Linked DNA regions of Homo sapiens: region 1 is linked to region 2. Evidence: read pairs that join two places in POLR2A ChIA-PET (ENCODE). Cell type or tissue: CD4-positive, alpha-beta T cell. All regions are shown on one strand. Links, peaks and the distances in the headings refer to the core of each region. The heading gives the core; the rest is flanking DNA. Region 1 overlaps GRB2 (growth factor receptor bound protein 2). Region 2 holds the start of TMEM94 (transmembrane protein 94).

Region 1 (14,795 bases), core at 3,769-11,768, 130 kb after region 2:
AACATCATACTACACTTCTTATATGACATGCCTGTGGCTCGAAATTCTTATTTTTCTTCAGTGTTTCGGGTGACACAGGCATTTAAATCTGACTGTTGAGGAAAGATAGGAAAGGCTACCTTCCTTGGAAAGTTGTAGTTACTGCCAGGCTGACTGGGACAGTCACTCCCTTGCCTTGACCTTTTGTCCCCACTATGAAGAACTTTAGAAGAATTGATGGAGAAGCACCCAGCACAGGCTCAGCTGTGTTGTTATTTGCAGACTCTGCCCAAAGGGTGGGCAGTGCTCAGCCACTCTGAGCTCTGAAAAGGCAACTAGCAACTTAAAAACCCTTATTTATTCAGGTCTACCATATTGCTAACAAAGACCATGCTTGTGCCTATGTAGGTGTTTGGCCTTGCAGACGTAGTTGCTGTTGTATAGGGCTGCTCTGTGGCTGGATGTTCATGAGTATAGGGTCAGGGTCAGTACCAGGCCTTCTCCTCCACATCCTACCACCTCCTGTTTTTTTGTTTGTTTGTTTGTTTGTTTGTGGGGGTGGGGAGCAGGGGTTATGGAGGAAGAGGGAAGCATAAAATGTAGCACCATGTCAGCTAATGCAGCATTCAAGTTAACAAATTAGACTACAAAATGATTGTTGGCATTAGTGCTGCAGCATGAGTTGTATATGCTTGAGGGGTGGATCCAAATATGTGCTTTTCACACTAAATGCATATGGATGGGAGCCTACGGGATGTAGTAAAGAATTATATTGGAAAATTAGCCTTCTCCCCTCACCCCCTTAGCTCTCGCCCTTGCTATTTCTGTTGTATAAGCCCACCTTTTTTTTTTTTGTTTTTTGTTTGTTGTTGTTCTTGTTGTTTTTATGAGACGGAATCCTGCTCTGTTGCCCAGGCTGGAGTGCAGTGGTGCTATCTCAGCTCACTGCAACCTCCGCCTGCTGGGTTCAAGCGATTCTTGTGCCTCAGCCTGCCGAGTAGCTGGGACTACAGGCGCGTGCCTCCACTCCCGTCGAATTGTTGTATTTTTAGTAGAGATGGGGTTTCACTGTGTTGGCCAAGCTGATCTCGAGCTCTTGGCCTAAAGTGCTGGGATTACAGGTGTAAGCCACCGCACCCTGCCAAAGCCCATCTTTTGTTTGTTTGTTTGTTTGTTTGTTTGAGATGGAGTCTCGCTCTGTCGCCAGGCTAGAGTGCTGTGGCGCGATCTCGGCTCACTGCAACCCCCAACTCCCTGGTTCAAGGGATTCTCCTGCCTCCACCTCCTGAGTAGCTGGGATTACAGGCATGTGCCACCATGCCTGGCTAATTTTTGTATTTTTAGTAGAGATGGGGTTTCACTGTGTTGGTCAGGATGGTCTCAATCTCCTGACCTCCTGATCCGCCCGCCTCGGCCTCCCAAAGTGCTGGGATTACAGGTGTGAGCCACCACACCCGGCCCAAAGCCCATCTTTTTAAAGACTTTCAAAACATTTGCCTGTTAGAGCTTGCAGCAAGCCAAGATCACGCCACTGCACTCCAGCCTATTCAACAAAGCAAGACTCTGTCTCAAAAAATAAAAAATAAAAAAAATTCACCCGTAAGCATGTAGTCACATGTACATATCATCATTTTAAAAAGTCAAATTTATAAATGATATAAAATGCTATAGAAATGTAGAATGGTGGTATTTCAGTGTTTTAGTAGTGACAGCTATTCACAGGGTCTTGCTCTGTCATCCAGGTTGGGCTCAAGTTATCCTCCCACCTTAGTCTCCTAAGTTGCTGCGTCTACAGCTGTGCACCACTATGCCTGGCTAATTTTTTATTTTTCGTAGAGACAGGGTCTCACTGTGTTGCCCGGGCTGGTCTTGATCTACTGGGCTTAAGCAATCCTCCCACCTTAGCCTCCCAAAGTGCTGGAATTAACAGGCGTGAGCAACTGCACCTGGTGCCAGATTTTTTATTTCTTGATCTGGGTGCTTATAACAGAGTTGTGGTTTTTTTGGTTTTTGGTTTTAATTCCAGTTAGAGTACTTTTTAAACATTATAATTTGTACTTCACTACAATTTATTTTTTTTAATTGAAAATAAAATTGCGTTAATTTTAAGCTGGGGGCAAGAAAACACAGCAGCCATGTCTATGTGACACCAGACAGAAAGGTCTGGAAACCTAAGTGTTAGAACCGCCAACACGTGCTGCCTCTGGGGAGTTTGAGGGAAGCATCTTACTTTTTATGTTTGCTTCATGTACATCTAGGCTATTTCAGTTTATATTCATTATTTTATACCTACAAATGGGAAAAAACCTCCCTAGTGGAGAGATCTTGGGGGCCTAGGAGGAAAGAGAGCCTTGCTGATTGAGAATCTTCACCCTCACCATTGCTATTGGAAGTGGCAGTGGTGGGGAGTGTGGGGCAGTGTGGGGAGAGCCAGCCGAGGCCATGTGTGGATTTTCACTGCTGTACCCAGTCAGATGCATGCTGCATACACTTATATTAGAAACCCAGGGCCCCCCGATATGAGAAGGTTTAAATACCGTTGATTGGGGCCCCCCGATTGAGAAGGTCTCAATACCGTTAAGTGTCCTTATTTATTTATTTATTTATTTATTTATTTATTTTTTGAAAGCGAGTCTCGCTTTGTCGCCCAGGCTAGAGTGCAGTGGCGCGATCTCGGCTCACTGCAAGCTCCGCCTCCCAGGTTCACTCCATTCTCCTGCCTCAGCCTCCTGAGTAACTGGGACTACAGGCACCTGCCACCACGCCTGGCTAATTTTTTGTATTTTTAGTAAAGACAGGGTTTCACCGTGTTAGCCAGGTTGGTCTCGATCTCCTGACTTTGTGACCCGCCCGCCTCGGCCTCCCAAAGTGCTGGGATTACAGGCGTGAGCCACCACACCCGGCCTATTTAATTTTTTTGAGATGGAGTTTCACTCTTGTTGCCCAGGCTGGAGTGCAATGGCACGATCTCGGCTCACCGCAACCTCTGCCTCCCGGAGATTCAAGCGATTCTCCTGCCTCAGCCTCCCGAGTAGCTGGGATTACAGGCATGCGCCACCGCGCCTTGCTAATTTTGTATTTTTAGTAGAGATGGAGTTTCTCCATGTTGGCCAGGCTGGTCTCGAACTCCTGACCTCAGATGATCCGCCCACCTCGGCCTCCCAAAGTGCTGCGATTACAGGCATTGAGCCACCGCACCCAGCCTCCTTTTTTATTTTATTTATTTATATATTTTTTTGAGACAGAGTCTCACTCTTTCGCCCAGGCTGGAGTGCGGTGGCACAGTCTCGGCTCACTACAACCTCTGCCTCCCAGGTTCAAGTGATTCTCCTGCCTCAGCCTCCCGAGTAGCTGGGATTACAGGTGCCCACCACTGTGCCCATCTAATTTTTGTATTTTTGGTAGAGAGTGGGTTTCACCACGTTGGCCAGGCTGGTCTCAAACTCCTGACCTCAAGTGATTCACCCCACCTCAGCCTCCCAAAGTGCTGCAATTACAGGCATGAGGTACCGGGCCCAGCCTGTCCTTTTATATTTAGAGAGCATTCTATTCTAGTGATATGTGATTTCTCTTGTGTGGCCTGATTTCCAGGCACTGCAGGCCCTAGCCTTGAGTTATTTGTAGAAGCAGGAGGATCTATTGTCCCAGCTCCTCAGCATCCTGGCAGTAGAGTATGCAAAATGAGAAAGACTCCAAGCAGGTAGATGTCAGACTATTCAGAGTTACTAAGAGTCCCTAGAGGCTGACACACACACACAAGGACAAAGTTACTAAGGGCAGCTTCTAAGTGTATCCTTCCTAGCAGATCACATCTTTCTGTTTGAATTTGAGTATAGTATATTATTTTAGGTACATCTTCCAATATGGTTGCTTATAAGTAAGATATGTAAATTAGCCGGGCGTGGTGGCTCGCGACTTTAATCCCAGCACTTTGGGAGGCTGAGGCGGGCAGATCTCGAGGTCGGGAGTTCAAGACCAGCCTGGCCAATATGGTGAAACCCCGTCTCTATTAAAAATACAAAAATTAGCTGGGCGTGGTGGTGGCCGCCTGTAATCCCAGCTACTAGGGAAGCTGAGGCAGGAGAATTGCTTGAACCCAGGAGGCGAAGGTTGCAGTGAGCCGAGATCGTGCCACTGCACTCCAGCCTTGATGACAGAGTGAGACTCTATCTAAAAAAAAAAGGGCCGGGCGTAGTGGCTCATGCCTGTAATCCCAGCACTTTGGGAGGCCAAGGCAGGCGGATCAACAAGGTCAGGAGATCGAGACCATCCTGGCTAACACGGTGAAACCCCATCTTTACTAAAAATACAAAATATTAGCCGGGCATGGTGGCGGGCGCCTATGTATAGTCCCAGCTGCTCAGCTACTTGGGAGGCTGAGGCAGGAGAATGGCGTGAACCCGGGAGGCAGAGCTTGCAGTGAGCGAGATCGTGCCACTGCACTCCAGCCTGGGTGACAGAGCTAGACTCCTCAAAAAAAAAAAAAAAGAAAAGATATGTAAGTTAGATTTACAACTTTAATGGACTATTTGGTCCATTAAAAGGACTTTTGATATTATAATTAGCATATTAAATGAATGCCAGTTTCCATGTTTATAGGTCTTTATTTGCTATAACTTTTGCTTTTAAAAATGATAACTAAAGACAATTTTGAGAAGAGAACATGGTTTTCACAGTTTCTTCTTCCTAATTATAGTTTTCATTTGAAATAGTGAGGCAGCTTGACTTGAAGCTCTTGTAGAAGTGTTCCTCTCCTCTTCCTCTTGATAAGCCACAGCCAGTTGCTTCACAGTTTTTCATGAATTTAGCCACTTTTTCTTCTGGCCAAGGTGAATCAGCAATTGGGAGCAGAAGAGTCTGCAACTTGCCTCAAAAATCTGAATTTTGCAGCTAGCTGCTGAGCATATGGTAAATTACAATATTCCTGGTGGCTTCTGAAAGCTGAACTCTGAGCAGTGGCCCCAGAGGCAGGCCTTGAGAGGAATGCTGACCTTAGTTACTGGTAGAGGCACCCTCATACTATCTGAACCTTTTGCCTTTGGGCTGTTAGCAAAAGTAACCCTGCCTCCAGCTCCTGGCCGTCCAGGTTTCCTCCCCACTTTCCCTTAGTCCCACTGTGGTGAAGCTGTGATCTTATCACATGGCTGCAGGAAGGGGCCAGTCTCTCCTTGGCAGTTCATCCCGTACACCAAGCCCAAAGGCCTGAGCTTTTCCCCAGGCGCCTTTGTCATGAGTCAGTAGGGAGTCCAGTGGGCTTTGGCCTGGGGGGCCCATTTTCAAATGTCTCCCTCTATAGAAAGAGTGACCCACGGTTAGTGCCTTGGTGAGTCGCTTTCTGGGAAATGGAGTAGGCTAAAGACCTTTGAAGGTCCATCTCTGGGGACCCAACCCAGTGTCGATCTTGGGCACTGTGAGGCTGGAGGATGAGGAGGGAGGCCCCTTCCTCTGGCAAGGAGTGTTGTGTTACTCACATTTTGAAGGCTGGATATCCCGTTTCTTTGTGGGGAAGCAGATGTTGACCAGCTTGCCTTCCTTCCTTAGGTGGTTTTTTGGCAAAATCCCCAGAGCCAAGGCAGAAGAAATGCTTAGCAAACAGCGGCACGATGGGGCCTTTCTTATCCGAGAGAGTGAGAGCGCTCCTGGGGACTTCTCCCTCTCTGTCAAGTAAGTATTTCCTGCTGCAGTTGCCTGGAATCCTGTCTCTGACTGATCCAAATTGTGAAGCCGTTGGTCAGGTGCCTGGCTACACACAAAATGGTGGAGGCTTAGCCTAAACAGTTTCTTCATTTCACATTAAAATCCTAATTTCTGGCTCCTCTCAAAATGAGTTCTAGAAGCACTGGATGTAGATTCCCATGTGGACACAGCCTTCAGGAGGTGAGCAGCAGCTCCCTGCAGCCAGCTGGAGCCTGCCAGTTTTCCCTAGTGCCCAGCACTCCTGAGCTTCTGCCCTCCAAGGGATTCCCGCAGCTCTCTCTAATGGGATAGTGGAGCGCCTGTCGGCTGCCTTGGCTTGCCTTGCTCAGGTCCACTGACTTAAATCAACCAGCCCCATCCTAGGCCCTCACAGTCACTTAAGAAGGCTGCTGCAGGGGATGTGGGGCTTGCATTTCCCCGGTGGAAAGTTCAGGTGTGAAAGGGAGCGGGTAAGCAGGGAATGGAGAAGACAGGAAGTTCTGCCGCCATGGAGAGTGTGGAGAATAGAAACCAGCACTTGAAGATTCTAAACAATTCACACCTCAGCTGTGAAGTCGGGATTTTGAATTAAATTGTTATTTCCATGTTTTTTACTTTCAGTTATTTTCTAGTTAATGTATTATCATAGGACCCTCCCCAGGAGTCCGGCAGATCACTTCATCAGTTATATATAAAGAAGTAATTAGATTCAACACTCAGATCACTACTTAGTTTAGATTACATTAAGATTGTTTTGTTTTTGAATGGGGGATAGAAAACCATTTTCCTTTTATTTTATTTACTTATTTTTGAGACAGAGTCTCGCTCTGTCCCCCAGGCTGGAGTCCAATGGCATGCCTCAGCTCACTGCAACCTCCACCTCCCAGGTTCAAGCAGTTCTCCCTGCCCCACCCTCCGAGTACCTGGGATTACAGGTGCCTGACACCACGCCCGGCTTATTTTTGTATTTTTAGTAGAGATGGGGTTTTGCCATATTGGCCAGGCTGGTCTTGAACTCCTGACCTCAGGTGATCCACCCACCTCGACCTCCCAAAGTGCTGGGATTACAGGCTGGAGCCACTGCTTCCAGCCACCATTTCCCATTTATAACTGATGTAAAGCGTGAGACTTTTCCATTTCAAAAATGAACTGACCAGCCTGGCCAACATGGTGAAACCCTGTTTCTGCTAAAAATAGAAAATAACCCAGGCATAGTGGCACACACCTGTAGTCCCAGCTACTTGGGAGGCTGAGGCCAGAGAATCATTTGAATCCAGGAGGCGGAGGTTGTAGTGAGGCGAGATGGCGCCATTGCACTTTAGCCTGGGCGAAGAGCAAAACTCTGTCTCCAAAAAAAAAAAAAAAAAAAAAAAAAAAACTGGGTGCGGTGGCTCACACCTGTAATCCCAGCACTTTGGGAGGCCGAGGCAGGCAGATCACCTGAGGTCAGAAGTTCGAGACCAGCCTGGCGAACATGGTAAAACCCTGTCTCTACTAAAAAAAAAAAAAAAAAAAAAAATACAAAAATGGCCTCGGCGTGGTGGCGTGTGCCTGTAATCCCAGCTACTCAGGAGGCTGAGAGAGAAGAATCACTTGAACCCGAGAGGCAGATGAGCCAAGATCGTGCCACTACACTCCAGCCTGAGTGACAGAGTAAGACTGTGTCTCCCAAAACAAACAAACAAACTGAATATCTTATTTGGTTTTAGAACCACTTAATGTGTGATTAAAATGTAGATTTTTTTTTTGAAACGTAGATTTTAAATTTATAGTTGTGGCCCGGCATGGTGGCTCATGCCTGTAATCCCAGCCCTTTAGGAGGCTGAGGCGGGCCGATCATGAGGTCAGGAGTTTGAGACCAGCCTGACCAATATGGTGAAACACTGTCCCTACTAAAAAAATACAAAAATTAGCCAGGCGTGGTGGCACATGCCTGTATTCCCAGCTACTCCGGAGGCTGAAGCAGGAGAATCACTTGAACCTAGGAGGCAGAGGTTGCAGTGAGCCGAGACTGAGCCATTGCATTCCAGCCTGGGTGAAAGAGCAAGACTCCATCCATCTTTAAAAAAAAAAAAAAAAGAAAAGAAAAACATGTGTGACACCTGTCTTTCTTTAGTTTTATACTGACCCAAGTGTAACTGAAACCTTATAAGATGAGGGGAACAAGCAGTAAATCACTGGGTGGTGGCCAAAACCACGGGGGCAGCCACGTGCTCGGCTGGACGCTGCCTGTTTGCTCAGCAGAAACTCTCAAACTTCCATTTTCTCAAGTAGAATCTTTTAAGGATTTAATGCATTTATTGTTTTAGAAGCAAAGCAGGTGTCATGACTCTCTTTAACAACACACACACCTCTGCAAAAAAGGTTCAAGAATCAACAGTTGTCAGATGTTTCTTAGTTTTAGGATGTTTTGAGCCTGTGATTTGAAACACTGCTCATTATTGGGGCCCTGGGCTCTTAGAAACCACCTGCATTGCATGGGTGGAAGTGGGCCTCTGTGGGGCCAGAAGTGCCGTGGAATATACCCTTGCTAATGAAGCTTTCTCACCTTCCACATTTTGTCTTAACATGTAAAGCAGTATTTTTTCCAAATGCGAGGCATCTTGTGCTGAGTGGCTTCCTTGAGGCTCAGTGCTGCCACCTGCCGGATTGATTTTCTGAAGCCTTTGGTTTCCATCAGCTGAAAGACTGAAGGAGAGGAGGGACTCATTCATTCATTGAACAAGCACTCTCAGAGAATGCCTTTTTTTTTTTTTTTTTTTTTAATGAGATGGAGTGTCACTCTGTCGCACAGGCTGGAGTACAGTGGCCCAATCTCGGCTCACTGCAAGCTCCTCCTCCCGGGTTCACACCATTCTCCTGCCTCAGCCTCCCGAGTAGCTGTGACTACAGGCATCTGCCACCACACCTGGCTAATTTTTTGTATTTTTAGTAGAGACGGGGTTTCACTGTGTTAGCCATGGTGGTCTCGATATCCTGACCTTATGATCCGCCCACCTCGGCCTCCCAAAGTGCTGGGATTACAGGCATGAGCCACCGCATCCGGCCGAGAATGCCGAGAGTGCCCGGCCAGGTGAACAGGACAGGCAGAAGCGCCCTCGCTAGGCTGGTGTTTTAGCCAAATATCCTGTGACAGACCCTGTGAGCTAGTACCAGCCAGCCACGCTGTTGCCGGTTTTGCTTGCCAGTATAAAAGGGTGTGATCTAGTGATGGAGAAGCTTTTGGGTTTTGAAGTCTGGGCCTCTTTTATTGTCCCAGTACGTCCTTTTGTTCAGAGACCTTTTCCCCATGAGTGGAGCTAAAATTCCTGAATGGAAAACATTACTTTGAACTATTCCCAGTTACGAGAGAATTGTTGAAAGTATTTCCAGCCCTCCTCACCTTCTTCCTGCATATAAGATTTTAATTATTTTTTTATTCAAAGGATGTTAAGTCACACTCCTTTGTCTTAAGTACGGCTGTTTTTATTTGGTAGGGTTCAGGGCACATGGACTCTTTTTTTTTTTTTTTTTGAGACAGAGTTTCACTCTTGTTACCCAGGTTGGAGTGCAATGGCGCGATCTCAGCTCACCACAACCTCGGCCTCCCAGGTTCAAGTGATTCTCCTGCCTCAGCCTCCCGAGTAGCTGGGATTACAGGCATGCACCATCATGCCCAGCTACTTTTGTATTTTTAGTAGAGATGGGATTTCTCCATGTTGGCCAGGCTGGTCTCGAACTCCCGACCTCAGGTGATCTGCCCACCACGGCCTCCAAAGTGTTGGGATTACAGGTGTGAGCCACCGCACCCGGCCTGGACTCTTTATCTTACAAACATCTTCAGAATGAGAATGACTGATGGCCTGTCCCTCTCTGGTTTCTGGATGTTGTCCTGGTGCCCATCATTCATAGGGAGAGGTCCGTCCCAGGGACACCCAGTGAGGAAACTTGTTGCTCTGCAGTCCCTGAGGAGTGCTGCTGGGACAGTGGTTCTCTCGAGATAGCTCCTATATGGAAATACCCTCGATTTGCCAAGTTAGAGCCTTTAGCCGGTCACATGTGCTTTCTGTCCCTCCCAGGTTTGGAAACGATGTGCAGCACTTCAAGGTGCTCCGAGATGGAGCCGGGAAGTACTTCCTCTGGGTGGTGAAGTTCAATTCTTTGAATGAGCTGGTGGATTATCACAGATCTACATCTGTCTCCAGAAACCAGCAGATATTCCTGCGGGACATAGAACAGGTGCCACAGGTAAGCCTCATCAGGGTGAGATGGGATCATTTTTAGTTAAGAATAGCTCCTCAGTGTGCATTCCTGTAGGAAAGGGGAGGCGCCCCTCAACATGCGGGCGCCCTTCAGGGATTGCCGCTGGGGCTTCTGTGCTCCTTACTGAAAATGTTACCCTCCATTCACACTAAAGAGTTCTTTTTTCTGGCCCAGCATAGTAGCTCACACCTATAATCCCAGCACTTTGGGAGGCCGAGGCAGGCAGATCTCTTGAGGTCAGGTGTTTGAGACTAGCCTGGCCAACATGGTGAAACCCTGTCGCTACTAAAAATACAAAAATTAGCTGGATGTGGTGGCGCACACCTGCAGTCCCAGCTACTCGGGAAGCTGAGATGGAAAAATTGCTTGAACCCAGGAGGTGGAGATTGTAGTGAGCTGAGATTGCACCACTGCACTCCAACCTGGGCGACAGAGGGAGACTTCATTTCAAAAAAAAAAAAAAAAAAAAAAAAAGATTTGTTGTTTCAAATACAAGGTTTTTGCTTTTCCAGAGGCAGTGTGTAGCCAGCTTGCCAGCCTCTCTAGGGAGATGGTCTTTAACACACCCACCCAAAGATCCTGTCCCTGGAAGCAAATTATGAGGAAAACTATGCTTGTGAGGGAATGGGGTCGGCACCCGTTCCTGTCCCTCGAGCCCTGGTCGTAAGTTACGGTTAGAGCCCCTTATGTTATTCGAGCTCCAGAACTTTAGGCTTTAATACCTTAAGGGTGTCGTAGAAGGGATTTGCGATTCTGGGCCCACGGCCTAAACACAGATGGCTGTTTCTGAAGAACTTTCTCCTCCAAGCACTGCCTGCCCTCTACTTGATAATACGGCACAGTTGGCCACCCTCCTCTGGGAGACATACTCTAATATTTTCTGAGCACTGGGAAATATCACACTAAACCCGCTTGGCCTGTAAACTTAGAATAGGTAAGAATAAACGGGGGGTTGGGAGATGGGAGGTGAGTTTAAGAAACATGGAGAATTTGGCACGCATTCGTTTCCCCCTGGAACCCATCTGGCCTCGGAGGTGGCCAGTCACAGACCAGGAATGCAATGTGGGTTTTTCCTGCTCCTGTTTTGCAGCAGCCGACATACGTCCAGGCCCTCTTTGACTTTGATCCCCAGGAGGATGGAGAGCTGGGCTTCCGCCGGGGAGATTTTATCCATGTCATGGATAACTCAGACCCCAACTGGTGGAAAGGAGCTTGCCACGGGCAGACCGGCATGTTTCCCCGCAATTATGTCACCCCCGTGAACCGGAACGTCTAAGAGTCAAGAAGCAATTATTTAAAGAAAGTGAAAAATGTAAAACACATACAAAAGAATTAAACCCACAAGCTGCCTCTGACAGCAGCCTGTGAGGGAGTGCAGAACACCTGGCCGGGTCACCCTGTGACCCTCTCACTTTGGTTGGAACTTTAGGGGGTGGGAGGGGGCGTTGGATTTAAAAATGCCAAAACTTACCTATAAATTAAGAAGAGTTTTTATTACAAATTTTCACTGCTGCTCCTCTTTCCCCTCCTTTGTCTTTTTTTTCATCCTTTTTTCTCTTCTGTCCATCAGTGCATGACGTTTAAGGCCACGTATAGTCCTAGCTGACGCCAATAATAAAAAACAAGAAACCAAGTGGGCTGGTATTCTCTCTATGCAAAATGTCTGTTTTAGTTGGAATGACTGAAAGAAGAACAGCTGTTCCTGTGTTCTTCGTATATACACACAAAAAGGAGCGGGCAGGGCCGCTCGATGCCTTTGCTGTTTAGCTTCCTCCAGAGGAGGGGACTTGTAGGAATCTGCCTTCCAGCCCAGACCCCCAGTGTATTTTGTCCAAGTTCACAGTAGAGTAGGGTAGAAGGAAAGCATGTCTCTGCTTCCATGGCTTCCTGAGAAAGCCCACCTGGGCTGGGCGCGGTGGCTCACGCCTGTAATCCCAGCACTTTGGGAGGCCAAGGTGGGCGGATCACAAGGTCAGGAGTTCGAGACCAACCTAGCCAACATGGTGAAACCCCGTCTCTACTAAAAATAAGAAATTAGCCGGGTGTGGCACGCACCTGTAGTCCCAGCTACTTGGGAGCCTGAGGCAGGAGAATCGCTTGAACCTGGGAAGTGGAGGTTGAGTGAGCCGGGACCGTGCCATTGTACTCCAGCCTGGGTGACAGAGCGAGATTCCGTCTCAAAAAAAAAAAAAAAAAGCCCACCTGAAAGCCTGTCTCTTTCCACTTTGTTGGCCCTTCCAGTGGGATTATCGAGCATGTTGTTTTTTCATAGTGCCTTTTTCCTTATTTCAAGGGTTGCTTCTGAGTGGTGTTTTTTTTTTTTTTTTAATTTGTTTTGTTTTAAAATAAGTTAAAGGCAGTCCAGAGCTTTTCAGCCAATTTGTCTCCTACTCTGTGTAAATATTTTTCCCTCCGGGCAGGGGAGCCAGGGTAGAGCAAAGGAGACAAAGCAGGAGTGGAAGGTGAGGCGTTCTCCTGCTTGTACTAAGCCAGGAGGCTTTAAGCTCCAGCTTTAAGGGTTGTGAGCCCCTTGGGGGTTCAGGGAACTGCTTGCCCAGGGTGCAGTGTGAGTGTGATGGGCCACCGGGGCAAGAGGGAAGGTGACCGCCCAGCTCTCCCACATCCCACTGGATCTGGCTTACAGGGGGGTCGGAAGCCTGTCCTCACCGTCTCGGGGGTTGTGGCCCCCGCCCCCTCCCTATATGCACCCCTGGAACCAGCAAGTCCCAGACAAGGAGAGCGGAGGAGGAAGTCATGGGAACGCAGCCTCCAGTTGTAGCAGGTTTCACTATTCCTATGCTGGGGTACACAGTGAGAGTACTCACTTTTCACTTGTCTTGCTCTTAGATTGGGCCATGGCTTTCATCCTGTGTCCCCTGACCTGTCCAGGTGAGTGTGAGGGCAGCACTGGGAAGCTGGAGTGCTGCTTGTGCCTCCCTTCCCAGTGGGCTGTGTTGACTGCTGCTCCCCACCCCTACCGATGGTCCCAGGAAGCAGGGAGAGTTGGGGAAGGCAAGATTGGAAAGACAGGAAGACCAAGGCCTCGGCAGAACTCTCTGTCTTCTCTCCACTTCTGGTCCCCTGTGGTGATGTGCCTGTAATCTTTTTCTCCACCCAAACCCCTTCCCACGACAAAAACAAGACTGCCTCCCTCTCTTCCGGGAGCTGGTGACAGCCTTGGGCCTTTCAGTCCCAAAGCGGCCGATGGGAGTCTCCCTCCGACTCCAGATATGAACAGGGCCCAGGCCTGGAGCGTTTGCTGTGCCAGGAGGCGGCAGCTCTTCTGGGCAGAGCCTGTCCCCGCCTTCCCTCACTCTTCCTCATCCTGCTTCTCTTTTCCTCGCAGATGATAAAAGGAATCTGGCATTCTACACCTGGACCATTTGATTGTTTTATTTTGGAATTGGTGTATATCATGAAGCCTTGCTGAACTAAGTTTTGTGTGTATATATTTAAAAAAAAAATCAGTGTTTAAATAAAGACCTATGTACTTAATCCTTTAACTCTGCGGATAGCATTTGGTAGGTAGTGATTAACTGTGAATAATAAATACACAATGAATTCTTCACTTGGTATCTTTTTTTCCCCTTGCCTGCCTTAAAAATTTAAAAACCGCATCGGGGAGTCAGGAATCTTGGGTCCTTATTTCAGACGTGATCACCCAGCTTACATCCCCCTAGGGGAGCATGTGGGGCTCACAGGCCTTCCTGGGAGCGATGCCTGCAGTTGGCTGTCAGGAACTCCTGGGGAGCCTGTTAACAATACAGAATCGCAAACCCCGCCCCACATCCTCGGACATTGCCTTTGAGGACACAGACACGCCCGCTGTTTCTGATGTAGAGAAACCACTGACCACGCTTTGGGAACTCTGGTCTAGACCAAGGGCTTTGGGAAGATAAAGAGCTTGGCTTATTTGGTTCTCCTGTTTTCTGTGTTAAACAAGAAGAAGGACAGAAACACCTGTGAAGAAACGGTTTTAATATGCTGAGTAACTGAAATATACTTGTTTGCTCAATAGGCTGCTTTTAGGGTGAGACTAGGCATATTTACACACACGTTGGCTACAGAGGCAAAGAAGACTGAACAAAAAAGAAATGAGGTCTGGCCATGGTAGCTCATGCCTGTAATCCCAGCACTTTGAGAGGCCAAGGTGGGGGATCACTTGAGCCCAGGAGTTTTGAGGCCAGTCTGGGCAGCATAGGGAGACTCCCTGCCTCTCTACAAAAAGCAAATTAGCCAGATGCAGTGGCGCACGCCTGTAGTGAGGATTACTTGGGAGGCTGAGGTGGATCACTTGAGCCCAGGAGGTCAAGACTACAGTGAGCTGTGGTTGCACCACTGCACTCCAGCCTGGGCAACAGGGTGAGACCTTGTCTCGAAAAAGTAATAAAAAGGGGACAGGCAGGGTGGCTCACACCTGTAATCCCAGCACTTTGGGAGACTGAAGCGGGTGAATCACAAGGTCAGGAGTTCAAGACCAGCCTGGCCAACATGGTGAAACCCCATCTCTACTAAAAATACAAAAATTAGCCAGCTGTGGTGGCAGGTGTCTGTAGTCCCAGCTACTCGGGAGGCTGAGGCAGGAGAATCGCTTGAACCCGGGAGGTGGAGGTTACAGTGAGCCGAGATTGCACCACTGCACTCCAGCCTGGGTGACAGAGCTAGGTTCCCTCTCAAAAAAATAAAATAAAATAAAAAATAAAGGTAATAAGGGCCAGGCTCAGTGGCTTACGCCTGTAATCCTAACACTTTGAGAGGCTGAGGCGGGTGGATTGCTTGAGCTCAAGAATGCCACACCAGCCTGGGCAACATAGTGAAACCCATCTCTACCAAAAATTAGCTGAGTGTGGTGATGCACACCTGTGGTCCCAGCTACTCAGGAGGCTGAAGTGGAGGTT
Region 2 (14,795 bases), core at 2,533-10,532:
AACTACTGTATAAAACTACCACAAATGGCTTAGTTAGATGCAATTTCAATATGAGTGTATGCTCACTCAAAGTTCATTCACATTTAGGCTGCATTAACAGATACCTGTGTCCCTAACAACAGACGAGGAAGTCTGATTTCTGTACATGTCAGAGCATACCTGGAATATCTTGTTCAGTTGCGCATCACACACTTTAAGAAGGACACTAACAAAACTGGAAGGATTTCAGAGAGCAGCAACCAGGTTGGAGAAACTAAGACGTGAGAAATGGCAGAATGAACTGAAGATGCTTAGCCAGTACCCTAAAAACACACTTTGGGTGCAAGCAGGGCTAGAAAGGTATAATGGCTACAAGCAGTGAGAAGGGCCAGGCTTACTCTGGGAGGCCCCAAAACAGGAACTAGGATGCTATAAGAAGTAGACTGAGACTTAAAATGTACAGTATCTTTCTACATAATTTAAACTGTATATATATATATATATATACACACACACACACACACATATATATACGTGTATATATATACATATATACACGTATATATATACATATATATACACACATATATATGTGTGTGTGTGTGTATATATATATATATATATATATATATATATATATATATATATTTTTTTTTTTTTTTTTTTTTTTTTTTTTTACTTTTTTTATTTTTGGAGACATGTCCTCATTCTGTTGCCCAGGCTGGAGTGCAGTGGCATGATCATGGCTAACTGCAACTGCAGTCTCAAACTCCTGGGCTCAAACAATCTTTCCACTTCAGCCACCCGAGTAGCTGGGACCACAGACACATGCCACCATGACCAGCTTTTTTTTTTTTTGTAGACACAAGGTCTTGCTATGTTGCCCAGACTGGTCTAGAACTCTGGGGCTCAAGCAAATCCTCCCACCTCAGCCTCCCAAAGTGCCGGAATTACAGATATGAGCCACTGAGTCAAGCCTAGAACTGTATATTTTTAATTTTTTTTAATAGAGATGGGGTCTCACTTATGTTGACCAGGCTGGTCTCGAACTCCTGGCCTCAAGCGATTTTCCCATCTTGGCCTCCCAAAGTGCTGGGATTACAGGTGTCAGCCACCATGCCCAGCCTTAGAACTGTATATTTTTAAAAATGGAATAGGCTGCCCTGTGAAGCAATGAGCTCCCATCACTAGAGGGAACCAAGCAGAAGCTGAGAAATTATGGAGATAATTAATACATGAGGTGGAGGGTAGGAAGACAATTCTAACCCTGAGAGAATGTGAAACCAAAAATCCAATAGCTTCTCCATATGCAAAGATGCTCAACTCTGCTTATAAAAGACATTCAGGCCAGGCGCAGTGGCTCACGCCTGTAATCCCAGCACTTTGGGAGGTCGAGGCTGACAGATCACGAGGTAAAGAGATCGAGACCGGCAGATCACGAGGTCAAGAGATCGAGACCATCCTGGCCAACATGATGAAACCCTGTCTCTACTAAAAATACAAAAAAATTAGCTGAGAGTGCTGGTGGGCGCCTGTAGTCCCAGCTACTTGGGAGACTGAGGCAGGAGAATCACTTGAACCCAGGAGGCAGAGGTTGCAGTGAGCCGAGATCGTGCCACTGCACTCCAGCCTGGGCAACAGAGCAAGAAGACTCTGCCTCAAAAAAAAAAAAAACAAAACAAAACAAAACAAAAAAAACTGTAAAATTTATATAGGAGATAGGAAAAAATCTTTGTGACTTTGGGTTACATTTCTTTTCTTTTTTTTTTTTTGAGACGGAGTCTTGCTCTGTCGTCCATGCTGGAGTGCAGTGGCACGATCTCGACTCACTGTAAGCTCCGCCTCCCGGGTTCGCGCCATTCTCCTGCCTCAGCCTCCCGAGTAGCTGGGACTGCAGGCGCCCGCCACCACGCCCAGCTAATTTTTAGTAGAGACGGGGTTTCACCATGTTAGCCAGGATGGTCTCGATCTCCTGACTTCGTGATCCGCCCACCTCGGCCTCCCAAAATGCTGGGATTACAGGCGTGAGCCACTGCGCCCGGCCTACTGTGGATTACATTTCTTAGATTCAGTACCAAAAGCATAATCCACAAAAGGAAAAATTAATAAATTGGAACTGAGTGGCTAGGGAATGGTTGGGAGCAGGAAGAATTTTTACTATATATACTTTTTAAAAAAATTCTTTTTTATACTTTTTTCTGCCCTTGAATACATATACTTTTGTGCCTTTTGATTTTCAAACCATGTGAATGTATCCAATATGTCTTTAAAAGATCAGCAACTTCAGGCTGGACACGGTGGCTCATGCCTGTAATCCCAGCACTTTGGGAGGCCGAAGCAGGCGGATCATCTGGGGTCAGGAGTTCGACATCAGCATGGCCAACATGGCGAAACCCCGGCTCTACTAAAAATACAAAAATTAGCCGGGCACGGTAGTGTGCACCTATATTCCCAGCTACTCCGGAGGCTGAGGCAGGAGAATTGCTTGAACTCGGGAGGCGGAGATTGCAGTAAGTTGAGACCACACCACTGCACTCCAGCCTTGGGCAATAGAGCAAAACTCTGTCTCAAAAAAAAAAAAAAAAAAAAAAAGCCAATCGCAAAAGGACAAATGTTGTATGATTCCTCTTATATGAGGTTTCTAGAATAGTCAAAATCACAGAGACAGAAAGTAGAAAGATGGTTGCCGGGGGTGGGAGCAGGGGGGAAATGGGGAGTTAAATGTTTAATGGTGACAGAGTTTCAGTTTGGGAAACTAAGAAAGTTCTGGAGATGGATAGTGATGAGGGTTGCACAACAATGCAAATGTACTTAATGCCACAGAACTGGTTACAATGGAAAATGTTATACTATGTATTTTTTTCCTTAATTTTAAAAATCGGCAACTTCTGGCCACCTGTAATTCCAGCACTTTGGGAGGCCGAGGCAGGCAGATCCCTTGAGCACAGGAGTTTGAGACCAGCCTGGGCAACAGGGCAAGAACCGTCTCTGTAAAAAATACAAAAATTAGCCAGGTGTGGTGGCATGTGCCTGTGGTCCCAGCTACTCAGGGGGTAAGGTGGAAGGATCACCTGAGCCCAGAAGATCAAGGCTGCCGTAAGCCGTAATCACACCACTGCACTCCAACATGGGCTACAGAGCAAGTTCTGTCTCAAAAAAAAAAAAAAAAATCAGCAGCTCCTGATTCTGATTTTGCAATAGGCTCTGCCTTATAGCTAAGCAACATTCCCTACTTGGCTTTCACGTCAACATAATGAAGGTTTACGCTCTTTCAGTACACCTGAGTCTTTGTCCAGCATACATCTTTTTTAAGTGTTTCCCAGTATTTTTCTATTCACCTCCCTACCAAGCAAGACTGGTACCATGAACCCCTTTTTCAAGAAGCCCTTGAAGTTATGAAAATTGGGTTCATTTAATTATAGTACACTAAAATTTATGGTTCCTCAAATACCACTCTAAGCCTTTCAAGGTTCTTCTCTCTGACACCCCTCACCCCTCTCCCATCACTTCTGGCCTTGGGAGCTAGAGAAACCCAAAGCAAGCAGTGTGTGGTTTGCTCCTCCTTACGCAGGCCATCAGTGTCTAAATCTGGCCCTTAACCTACTTGTCATGCCATGTGACCCATACTGTTTACTACCGTCTCAGTGGCCACAGGCAAAGCTTATTATTACACAAACCCCTGATCACCAAACCACACATTCTGGCTGGCGGGTCTGCTCGGAAGAAAAGCATTCCTGTTTCAGCCATGGCCTACCCTCTAGTTCACCTGTGCTGCTATAAACAAACCCAGGCCTGCTTGGAAACGGGCTTTAAACAATATTTTTAAATCCTATCATTTGGGTAAAGAAAGACACCATCGTAAAAACAACACTAACACAATAGTAAGATAAGAAATATTGACACATATTTACCAACCAGTGCCACGCCTGACCCAGAACCTTCTCACTTGAACACCAGGAATGGACTTAAAGGCTTTATGGCGTTCAGGCTTAGACTGCTAAGGTACGAGTTCAACCTGATTCATCAGATTAAGCTAAATACATACAGCCTTGGGTGTAGGTGGTATTTACATTAGGACTCCTCCCTCTCCTATAGAAACTGTTTCTCAAGCCCAACTTAGGGAGAGAGCAGCAGGCAGGAACAGGACGATCACAACCTTCATTTCTCATTAGTTTCTACAGGAGTTAAGGTTTCCAAAAGGCTGGTTCTCAGCACTAGGAGCTGGCACACCTAGCAACTTCTCAAAATAGAAATGCCATGGGGTTTCTCTTCCATTTCACTGTCAAGGCCTGGCTCTCCCAGTCTCATCTGATGTCAAGTCACCACAAACAAGGGGCATGGTGGTCTGGTGGTTCAAGGGCAGTTAACTCTCAATTATTTGGGGGCTGATGATGAAGAAGATGGTTTGTACTTCACCTCCCTGGTCATTGCACTACTCCACAGTATCCACCAGTTTCCCTGTTTGCAGTTTTGACAAAGAGAACCAGTGAGCAAGGAAGTTAGAGCTAACATAGCAGCTAAGACTTGCAATGTTTGAGGATTTTATCTGAACATGCTGTCTCCTGTTCTAGGGTTAACCACCATAGTCTACATTTTATTTGTTTTTGTTTTTTTTGTTTTTTTTTTTTTGAGACGGAGTCTCGCTGTGTCGCCCAGGCTGGAGTGCAGTGGCGCGATCTCGGCTCACTGCAAGCTCTGCCTCCCGGGTTCACGCCATTCTCCTGCCTCAGCCTCCCAAGTAGCTGGGACTACAGGCACCCGCCACAATACCCAGCTAATTTTTTGCATTTTTAGTAGAGATGGGGTTTCACCGTGTTAGCCAGGATGGTCTTGATCTCCTGACCTCGTGATCCGCCTGCCTCTGCCTCCCAAAGTGCTGGGATTACAGGCGTGAGCCACTGCGCCCGGCCAATAGTCTACATTTTAATGTGCTCTGATCTTTACAGTGATTTTCAAACTTTTTGATTCCATGACTCTTTTTTTTTTTTTTGGAGACAGAGTCTTGCTCTGTTGCCCAGGCTAGAGTGAGTGCAGTGGCATGATCACAGCTCACTGCAGCGTCGACCTTCTGGGCTCAAGCGATCCTCTGGCATCCACCTCCCAAGTAGCTGGGAACACAGGCACATGCCACCATGCCCAGCTAATTTTTTTGGTTTTCTTGTCAGTGTGTTGCCCAGGTTGATCTCAAACTCCTGGGCTCAAGCAGTCCTCCCACAGCAGCCTCCCAAAGTGCTGGGATTACAGGCATTACTTTGACTCTTTTGAACCTTACTAGTGCCATTGCTTTAAATTTTTTTATTTATTTGTATTCTTTTAGTTATGCCTCAGGATCTAACTTTTTTTTTAAACTACCTCTTCAGAATACCAAGATCAGCTCTTCTTTTGCCAAAAGTACTATAAAGAGATACCACAGTGCCATTTCTTCTCTCTTCAATGGCTCTCAATCTTTTTCTGCCTCCACGCTGTTCCTGTATGCAACGCGTTCCTGTTAATAACATCTCTAATGACACTGTAATGGTTCCCAAAAACCAAGGAAGAGGCATACCTTCCTCTTACTCTGCCTCTCGCTGCCCTGAGAATCACTAAAATAATTTACGCCCCCAATACAGACAGAGACTACAATGAATATTAATACAAGAAGTCTGCCAGAGAACTACCTGCTGGCTTCTTAAAATTACTGAATGCAAACCAGGTATGAAGACCCTAGTCATTGCCAGGAAGCATAGGAGGATCCTACTTTTAATGCCCATCGCTTTTAATGCCCAGAGCCACCCTGCAAGAGCTCAGGGGAGTCAGGGAACTTGATCTCCTCAGGTCACACCTAGGAAACAACTAGGTCTAGCGGATAAAGAACTCAAGCCCCTGGACTTTCGGATTCTAGTTTGGCTCTAGGTGACCCTGGCCTTGCCTCTCCGAACAATCTCCACATCTGCAAAATGAAAATGTTAAAACTGCCCCCTCCCTGCTTCCATCTTCCAAGATTACCTGCGGAATAACAACTATGTCACTAAAGCTGAGCGTCTTGGATAAATCATGAGAAAAAGATCCTTCTCTCCAATGCATACACCCACATAGCAGAAGGAAAACAGATTCCATAACGAGCTCCCTCCTTTTTTCCCTCAAGAGCCACCGAAAAACTCAGGAGAGAGGGTGGGATGTAGCAGCACGTGACCAAGGCAACGCCAAAGTTTAGCCCGCGGTGACACACCAATGAAAGAGCGGGGCTTTGCTTGCATCTGGCGCTGGGCAGCGGGCAGGGGCCGCATCGTGGCATGCTAGGAACCAGGAGACCTGGGCTCCAGGGGTGTGCGGTACAGGAACGAGGGCATTCCACAGGAGTCACTTTATCCGATGGCATGGATGGTGAGCTTCCGAGGAGCCTGAAAACGCTTCTGGAAAGGCGGAAAGAAAAAAAAGCCCGCTCCAAACTGCAAGATCAGGGATGGCTGCCAGGAGCCCCTCGGCCGGCTCCATCCAGCTGGGGACGGCCGCGCGAGGACCCCGGGCGGCTGCGGAGAGCGCGCGCAGGCGGGACAACGGTCTTTATTTAGGTCGGGGATGAGGACTCCCAGGGGCCTCGAAATAAATACTCAGGGCGTCGGCGTTGGGAGCCCTCTGGGCCAGGGCCTAGGCACGACAGACCTGGGGCAGGGATTCTTTGTTGGCGAGAGGCTTTATTTCTGGCGAGAGACCCCACAATGGACCAATCCAGGGCTGAGAGCAAGAGTCTGAAGACTCGGGGGAAGGCAATGGTCAAGAGCTGGAGACTAGAGCCAGTCCCTGGACTCCCCCTCAGGAGGCATCCCCTTAAGCCGTTCTCTGGGTGCAGACCCCAGACTCCCCTTTCCTTGGCCAAGAATCCAAAGGACGCGCAAGGCCGAGCCCCACGCCCCCTTGCTCCCCACTTTCGGGCCACGGGCCTTCTCGTACTTACCGGGGCCCCGGGGCTGGTCTTCCTCGCCCGCGTCCTCTCCCCTCCCAACCCCCTCCTCACTTCACGTCCCCTCCTCCGGGGGCCGCAGCCATGTCCGTTACTGGCAACTCTAAGGGGGCTTGCCTCCCTTCCGGGCAACAGAGGCGCCGGCCAGAGAGCTAAAGTTCAGGCCACCGATTGGTCAGGATTTGAGAATAGGGGGAATTCTGGCTTCTTATTGGCTACGCGGCGTGCTAGGCTGTAGCTGCAACCGCCCCTCTGGGAGCCTGGCGGAATTAGGTGCCGAGTGATGCGGCCGGGAGAGTGAAGAGCCACTGTCCTTTCCTGTGCGTAAAGCTCAGGCAGTTTCTAGTCCAGAAACCCTGACCAGAGGGCATGGCTTTACCTCCGATTCGTTTTCCTACAGAATTATTCTAAAAAGATAGACGGCGCGCCCCACCTTTTTTCCCTTTCTTTTTAAAATAAGCCCTTTGCAGAGCTCCCCGCCTCTCTTAAGTTCTTCTAAGCTCCCTCCTTGTTGCCTTGAACAAATGCCTAGAGGCTGCCCGCTCCGAGAGGCCTTGGAGGGACTCCCTCAGGACGAATATTGCGTCCAAACCAAATCTAGAAAATCTAAGGCAATACTGCAATTCCCCCCTCCCGCTTCCAGCTCGGCTGAAATCTAAAGGGAAAAACAAGTTAAATTTTTTTTCTAGGTAATTAGATAAATCGCCTGGGAGACCTCTCTTGGGAAAACAAAGCAAGCCTGTGTCAGTATTTACTTCTCTTTTCCCAGAGATCTAAGTCTGGAAGGCTTGTTTAAAAAAAACAAAAACAAAAAAACAAACAAAAACTTGTTTATATAATTGGGAAAGAGCTGAGGTTGGCCTTGTGAAGTAAGAGCCCCTTCCCACATTCATGAGTTTAATTACGTAATTAAAATCCCTTTCTCAGCTGGACAAGAAGATGGCATTTTAGTACCTAATCTTGTATGACCCAGTTTAGCTGTTGCCTAAAACGCCATAAGAATCATGTCACTAACCTGCACACAAAAACTGATAGTTCACCTTTGCAAATAGGTCCAAATCTTTCTGCCTGATGTTCAAAGTCCTTCATAAATTGACTCAGACATACGTTTCCAGGTCTAAGTCCCCACAGGCTAAACTATTCCTGCAGCCACATAGATTAACCACCATTCTTTAAACGTGACAGAGACCTTTCCACCTCTGCTCCTTCGTCACATGGTTGGTTCCCTACGCTTTGCTTTAAAGGTTCTTTTTTTCTTTTTTTTTTTGAGACGGAGTTTCGCTCTTGTCGCCTAGGCTGGAGGGCAATGGCTTGATCTCGGCTCACTGCAACCTTCACCTCCCGGGTTCAAGTGATTCTCTTGCCACGGCCTCCGGAGTAGCTGGGATTACAGGTGCCTGCCACCATACCCAGCTAATTTTTGTATTTTTAGTAGAGACAGGGTTTGAACATGTTGGCCAGGCTGGTCTCAAACTCCTGAGCTCAGGTGATCCACCTGCCTCGGCCTGCCAAAGTGCTGTGATTACAGGCGTGAGCCACCGCACCCAGCCTGACGGTTCTTTCTTATCAGTAAAGCCAGCATGCAAATAAATACTTAATCAACCTAAAGGCCCACCTCAAATGCTACCTTTCTTGACTTTTATTTTTTCTTGTATGTATGTACATATTTATTTATTTTTAGAGCAGGGTATCACTCTGTCACCCAGTCTGGCAAGTGCAGTGGTGCCATCATAGCTCACTGCAGCCTCGAACACCTGGGCTCAAGCAATCCTCCCACCTCAGCCTCCTGAGTAGCTAGGACTACAGGTGCGAACCACCACACCCAGCTAATTTTTTTATTTTTTATAGAGATGGGGTCTTGCTATGTTGCCCAGGTTAGTCTCAAACTCCTGGCCTCAAGCAATCCTCCTGCCTCAGCCTCCCAAAATGCTGGGATCGCAAGTGTGAGCCACCACTCCCAGCCTCTCCCTGGGTTTTAGTCATTGACTCTCTCTATATATAATGCTGGGCCTCCTTCTCTGTGTCTGCATTGCCACCTTTGCAAAAGTCTGCTTTATACAGCATTGCTCTTTTTGTAAGACCTCAAACTCCCTGCGGGCAGCTGGCTTATCTTAGCAGTTTCCACAGCACCTTACTTGCTGCCTTGTATCCATTAACATTTGTTGAATTGAGCTAGCAGGCTACCTATATATTACATCTTTCCACTTGACCCCTTAAGATCTAGTTGGCTGCCTTTGGAAGATTAACAAATGTAGCACAGTCACTTCACTTTGAACCTCTCAGCCCCCTCTGGCCACACTGGTTTTTCAGCTCCACTGGGTTTTATGAATATCACTCAATGAAATTGCACTGAATGCCTGCTAGTTTCAAGGGCTCTGCAACTCTCCATCTGCCTGACCACTTCCTCTGTCAGTCCCCTCAGCCATAAAATTTTGCTACATGAGTAAATCAAATCACTCAAGCCAGAACATGCCAATGTGCCCACTCTAAATTCACCCTGAATTAGCTTTGCAGATCTGAGGTCCCTTAACCAAGTCTTGTTGGTTGTCTAGCAACCCCAAGCAGCTATACCAATCCTTCTTCATTTTTCTGAAGCTTCCCGTGTCTTCAGATGAGTACCAAGATGAGTCTATTGAGAAGAAGACCAAGGCCTTCCCTTGGAGATTTCTCATCTACTTCATCCACTTCTCTTTCCCTTTCTATGTTCCTGCAGGAAGACAGCCTTTTCCTCCTTTTCCCCATCTGTGTTCTCAGTCCCTCCCCCTCCAGCCTTACATGCCATTTCCCTTAGCTCAGGAGTGTTCAATCTTTAGGCTTCCCTGGGCCATGTTGGAAGAAGAATTGTCTTGGGCCACACATAAACTACACTAACACTGCTGGGCACGGTGGCTCACGCCTGTAATCACAGCACTTTAGGGGGCTGAGGCGGGCAGATCATCTGAGGTCAGGAGTTCGAGACCAGCCCGGCCAATATGGTGAAACCCTGTTTCTACCAAAAAATACAAAAATTAGCAGGGCATGGTGGTGCATGCCTGTAGTCCCAGCTACTCGGGAGGCTGAGACAGGAGAATCACTTGAATCCAGGAGGCGGAGGTTGCAGTGAGCCAAGATCGCGCCACTGCACTGCAGCCTGGGTGACAGAGCAAGACTCCGTCTCACAAAAAAAAAAAAAAAAAAAAAAAGAAGAAGAAATGTGTTCAAGAGATAGTTAGCAGGTAGAACAGGCACAGTCTAGTGGCTGGACTTAAGGTTTAGGGTGAAGGAGGAAGGGATAACTCGATTTCTGCACCTCAGATCTCATATCATCTGAGTTACAATGACAGAAGCTACCTCTGCCAGCTCCAGATTACCTGGTCAAGGCCAATTTAGAGCATAGTACTGGACAAAGCATCAGCGAGAAAACACTCTTGTTTATCTATAAGATTTCCCTTCATCTAAACAGAGATATGAGAAGTGAGTCAGAAACGAGAGTGATCCAGCAGGACTCATTCAGGCTGTTGAGCCAGGAATGACGTGCAGAATCACACACAAGCAGGGCAAGGTCCTCCCACACCCTGACCTGAGCATCCTTCCTCATTGCACCTTTCTTTTTTTTTTTTTTTTTTTTGAGACTGAGTCTCGCTCTATCACCCAGGCTGGAGTGCAGTGGCGCGATCTTGGCTCACTGCAACCTCCGCCTCCAGGGTTCAAGTGATTCTCCAGCCTCAGCCTCCCCAGTAGCTGGGATTACAGGCATGTGCCACCATGCCCGGCTAATTTTTGTATTTTTAGTAAAGATGGGGTTTCACCATGTTGGTCAGGCTGGTCTTGAACTCCTGACCTCGTGATCCACCCACCTTGGCCTTCCGAAGTGATGGGATTACAGGCGTGAGCCACCGCACCTGGCAGCCATCTTTTCAACCTAGTCATTTGTTTAAAAGTAACAGGAGTAGGCTGGGTGCAGTGGCTCACTTCTGTAAGCCCAGTCCTTTGGGAGGCTGAGGTGGGTGTATCACCTGAGTTCAGGGATTCAAGACTAGCCTGGCCAACATGGTGAAACCCTGTCTGTACAAAAATACAAAAATTAGCTGGGCGTGGTGGTGGGCACCTGTAATCCCAGCTACTCCGGAGGCTGAGGTGGGAAACTCACTTGAAGCTGGGATGTGGAGGTTGCAGTGAGCCGAGATAGCTCCACTGCACTGCAGCCTGGGTGACAAAGCAAGACTCCATCTCAAAAAAAAAGAAAAGAAAAAAAGGGAGCTGGGTCCGGTGGCTCATGCCTGCATGCCTGTAATTCCAGCACTTTGGGAGGCAGAGGTGGGCAGATTGCTTGAGCCTAGGAGTTCAAGACCCACCTGGGGAACATAGCGAGATGCCTTCTCTATTAAAAAATTTTTCAAAAGAGAAAAAAGTATATAATAAAAAAGAAATAATGGGCTTCGAATCACACAGGGGAAAGGTTTGGAGGGAGATAGCAATGGATGAAGACAGAGGCTGGCATTCGGGGTCGGGACTGAGGATACTTGCAATGTGAGGCCTGGTGAAATTATCTGAGCCGTTGATTCTTGAACAGGTAGTTCCCATGTTCAGCTTGCTCCATCGGCAAGAGCCTTCTGCCTAGGCCGGGCGCGGTGGCTCCCGCCTATAATCCCAGCACTTTGGGAGGCCGAGGCGAGCGGATCACGAGGTCAGGAGATCGAGACCATCCTGGCTAACACGGTGAAACCTCGTCTCTACTAAAAATACAAAAAAAAAATTAGCCGGGCGTGGTGGCGAGTGCCTGTAGTCCCAGCTACTTGGGAGGCTGAGACAGGAGAATGGTGTCAACCCAGGAGGCGGAGCTTGCAGTGAGCTGAGGTCACGCCACTGCACTCCAGCCTGGGTGACAGAGCAAGACTCCGTCTCAGAAAAAAAAAAAAAAAAGAGCCTTTTGCCTCTAAGTTGTGAGTGATATTTTTAGGAGAAGCTGCTCCTTTAATCCCTGCATCGTGTAGTAGTGATATCTCACTGACAATAGGCTCCTCTTGGGCCCTTTGATTCAACCAAGAGGTCCCACTGAAGAACATTGTTGTAAATACTGCCAGCGAGACAATTCTGACACGTCTTTGTACCCCTAAAGAGTGGTCTGGGCCAAGCCTGTAATCCCAACACTTTAGGAGGCCAAGGTGGGAGAGTCACTTGAGCCCAGGAGTTTGAGACCAGCCAGGGAAACACAGGGAGCCTCCATTTCTACAAAAAATTTAAAAATAAAAATAATTAGCCAGGCATGGTGCACAACTGTGGTGCCAGCTACTCAGGAGACTGACGTGCAAGGATCATTTGAGCCCAGGATGTTGAGCCTGCAGTGAGCTGTGACTGTGACACTGCACTCCAGCCTGGGCGACAGAGTGAGACCTGCCTCAGAAAAACAAAAAAGGGCTGGGCGTGGTGGTTCACGCCTGTAATCCCAGCACTTTGGGAGGCCAAGACAGGCGGATCATGAGGTCAGGAGATCGAGACCATCCTGGCTAATACGGTGAAACCCCATCTCTACTAAAAATACAAAAAATTAGCCCGGCATGGTGGCGGGCACCTGTGGTCCCAGCTACTCGGGAGGCTGAGTCAGGAGAATGGCTTGAACCTGGGAGGTGGAGTTTGCAGTGAGCCGAGATCGTGCCGCTGCACTCCAGCCTGGGTGACAGAGCGAGACTCAGTCTCAAAAAAACAAAACAAAACAAAACAACAAAAAAAGTGTGGTCCAGAAATAGATGGCACAACTTTACAACACAACATGAGCACTGGCCACACTACGGTCCCCATTCCCATACTGCATTCACAGTCTGCAAAAGTTAGATCCCTAGGTAACAATAAATGGCCACCCAAAGACATTGTTCATAAGCACCCCAAATGGGAAACAAACTGAATATCCACCAGCTGGGGAACAGGTACCCAAATGGTGGTGGATCTGAACAAGGGATTACTACTCAGCCATACACATAAGTGAATGAGGCTGGACGTGGTGGCTCACTCCTGTAATCCCAGCACTTTGGGAGGCTGAGGCGGGCAGATCACCTGAGGTCAGGAGTTCAAGACCAGCCTGGTCAACATGGTGAAACTCTGTCTCTACAAAAAATACAAAGCTAGCTGGGCATGGTGGCGTGTGCCTGTAATCCCAGCTACCCAGGAGGCTCAGGCAGGAGAATTGCTTGAAACCGGGAGGCAGAGAGCCAAGATCGTACCACTGCACTCCAGCCTGGGTGACAGAGCAAGAATCTGTCTCTCAAATAAATAAATAAATACGTAAGTAAGTAAGTGAATGAGGCCACTGATACACATCCCAATCTGAAAGAATCACACAAATGGCATGAGGAAGGGAAGAAGCCAGACATAACAGGTTATGTACCCTGCAATTCCATTCATATCAACTCCTAAGATGGGAATCTGGAGGACAGGCAAGGATGGACTGCAGAAGGGCAGAAGGGAACTTTTGAGAGGTGAAGGAAATGCCCCATATCTTGATTAGGGTGAGAGTTATGTAGGTTTATACATTTATCAAAACTCGTTCAACTATGTACTTAAAATCTGTAGGTTTTAGTGTATTTAAACTATATCTCAATTTTTTAAATGTATGTGGCCGGGTGAGGTGGCCCATGCCTATAATCCCAGCACTTTGGGAGGCCAAGGCAGGCGGATCACCTGAGGTCAGGAGGTCAAGACCAGCCTGGCAAAACCTCATCTCTACTAAAATACCAAATTAGCCAGGCATGCAGGTGGGTGCCTGTAATCCCAGCTACTTGGGAGGTTGAGGGAGGAGAATCGCTTGAACCCAGGAGGCAGAGGTTTCAGTGAGCCTGGATTGCACCACTGCACTTCAGCCTGGGCAATAGAGCGAGACGCCATCTCAAAAAAAAAAAAGTACACACACACACACACACACACACACACACAGACTCTCTTTTTAATTTTTTTTTTGTAGAGATAGGGTCTCACTATGTTGCCCAGGATGGTCTCAAACTCCTGTTCTCAAGCAGCCCTCTTGCCTTGGCCTCCCAAAGTGCTAGGATTCAGCCAGTTGTGGTGGCTTACGCTTGTAATCCCAGCACTTTGGGAGGCCGAGGCGGGTGGATCACGAGGTCAGGAGATCGAGACCAGCCTGGCCAACATGGTGAAACCCCATCTCTACTAAAATACAAAAAACTAGCCGGGCATGGTGTTGGGCGCCTGTACTCCCAGCTACTCGGGAGGCTGAGGCAGGGGAATCGCTTGAACCCGGGAGGCAGAGATTGCAGCAAGCCGAGATCGCGCCACTGCACTCCAGCCTGGCGACAGAGCAAGACTCTGTCTCAAAAAAAAAAAAAAAAAGTGCTAGGATTCTGGGTGTGAGCCTATGTACACTTTCAGTTGGGGGATGATTTTGCCTCCTAGGGACATTTGGCAATGTCTGGAGACATTTTTGGTTGTCACTACAGGGGTTGGGAGAGGGCTGCTACTGGCATCTAATGTGTAGAGGCCAGGAATGTTGCTAAATATCCTACAACTTACAGTACAACCCACAACAAAGAATCATCTGGTTCAAAATGTCAATGGAGCAGTGGCTCATGCCTGTAATCCCAACACTTTGGGAGGCCGAGGTGGGCAGTTCACTTGAGGTCAGGAGTTCAAGACCAGCCTGGCCAGCATGGTGAAACCTCCTCTCTACAAAAAATACAAAAATTAGCCAGGCATGGTGGTGTGCACCTGAAATCCTAGCTACTTGGGAGGCTGAGGCAAGAGAATCACTTGAACCCGGAGGTGGAGGTTGCAGTGAGCCGAGATCATGCCATTGCACTCCAGCCTGGGTGACAGAGTAAGTGAGACTGTCTCAAAAAAAAAAAAAAAAAGCAATGGAGCAGAGGTTGCCTAGCCATAAGTTTAGCAT

The links. ChIA-PET counts read pairs that join two places held together with the same protein. Peaks named below come from ENCODE experiments on the same cell type or tissue, not always from the same donor. Only the 100,000 strongest peaks of a DNase experiment are listed, where the experiment ranks them.
Region 1: POLR2A ChIA-PET joins it to region 2 with 10 read pairs; 8 of 35 experiments call an interaction of 5 or more read pairs at or near these places.

What each region holds. Positions count from the first base shown.
Region 1 is chr17:75,316,746-75,331,540 of GRCh38, reverse strand. It overlaps GRB2 (growth factor receptor bound protein 2), which reads left to right. Exons shown (of 6, transcript NM_002086.5): 4 at 5,521-5,643; 5 at 9,714-9,882; 6 at 10,988-13,465. The coding sequence ends at 11,173. Among named protein-coding and RNA genes, the nearest start is that of SLC25A19, 35 kb to the right of the region's middle. RefSeq lists enhancers at 4,162-4,662, 8,094-8,283, 10,539-11,738, 11,649-11,788. In CD4-positive, alpha-beta T cell, for the core only: a CTCF peak has its summit at 8,324 (motif pointing left); DNase peaks (open chromatin) are centred at 5,540 and 8,290; H3K27ac peaks cover 477 bases.
Region 2 is chr17:75,448,870-75,463,664 of GRCh38, reverse strand. It overlaps TMEM94 (transmembrane protein 94), which reads right to left and starts at 7,030. Exons shown (of 32, transcript NM_014738.6): 1 at 6,914-7,030. RefSeq lists silencers at 3,731-3,780, 6,974-7,133 and enhancers at 7,284-7,333, 10,263-10,557. In CD4-positive, alpha-beta T cell, for the core only: no CTCF peak of the experiment used is centred there; DNase peaks (open chromatin) are centred at 6,564 and 7,094; H3K4me3 peaks cover 1,784 bases; H3K27ac peaks cover 463 bases.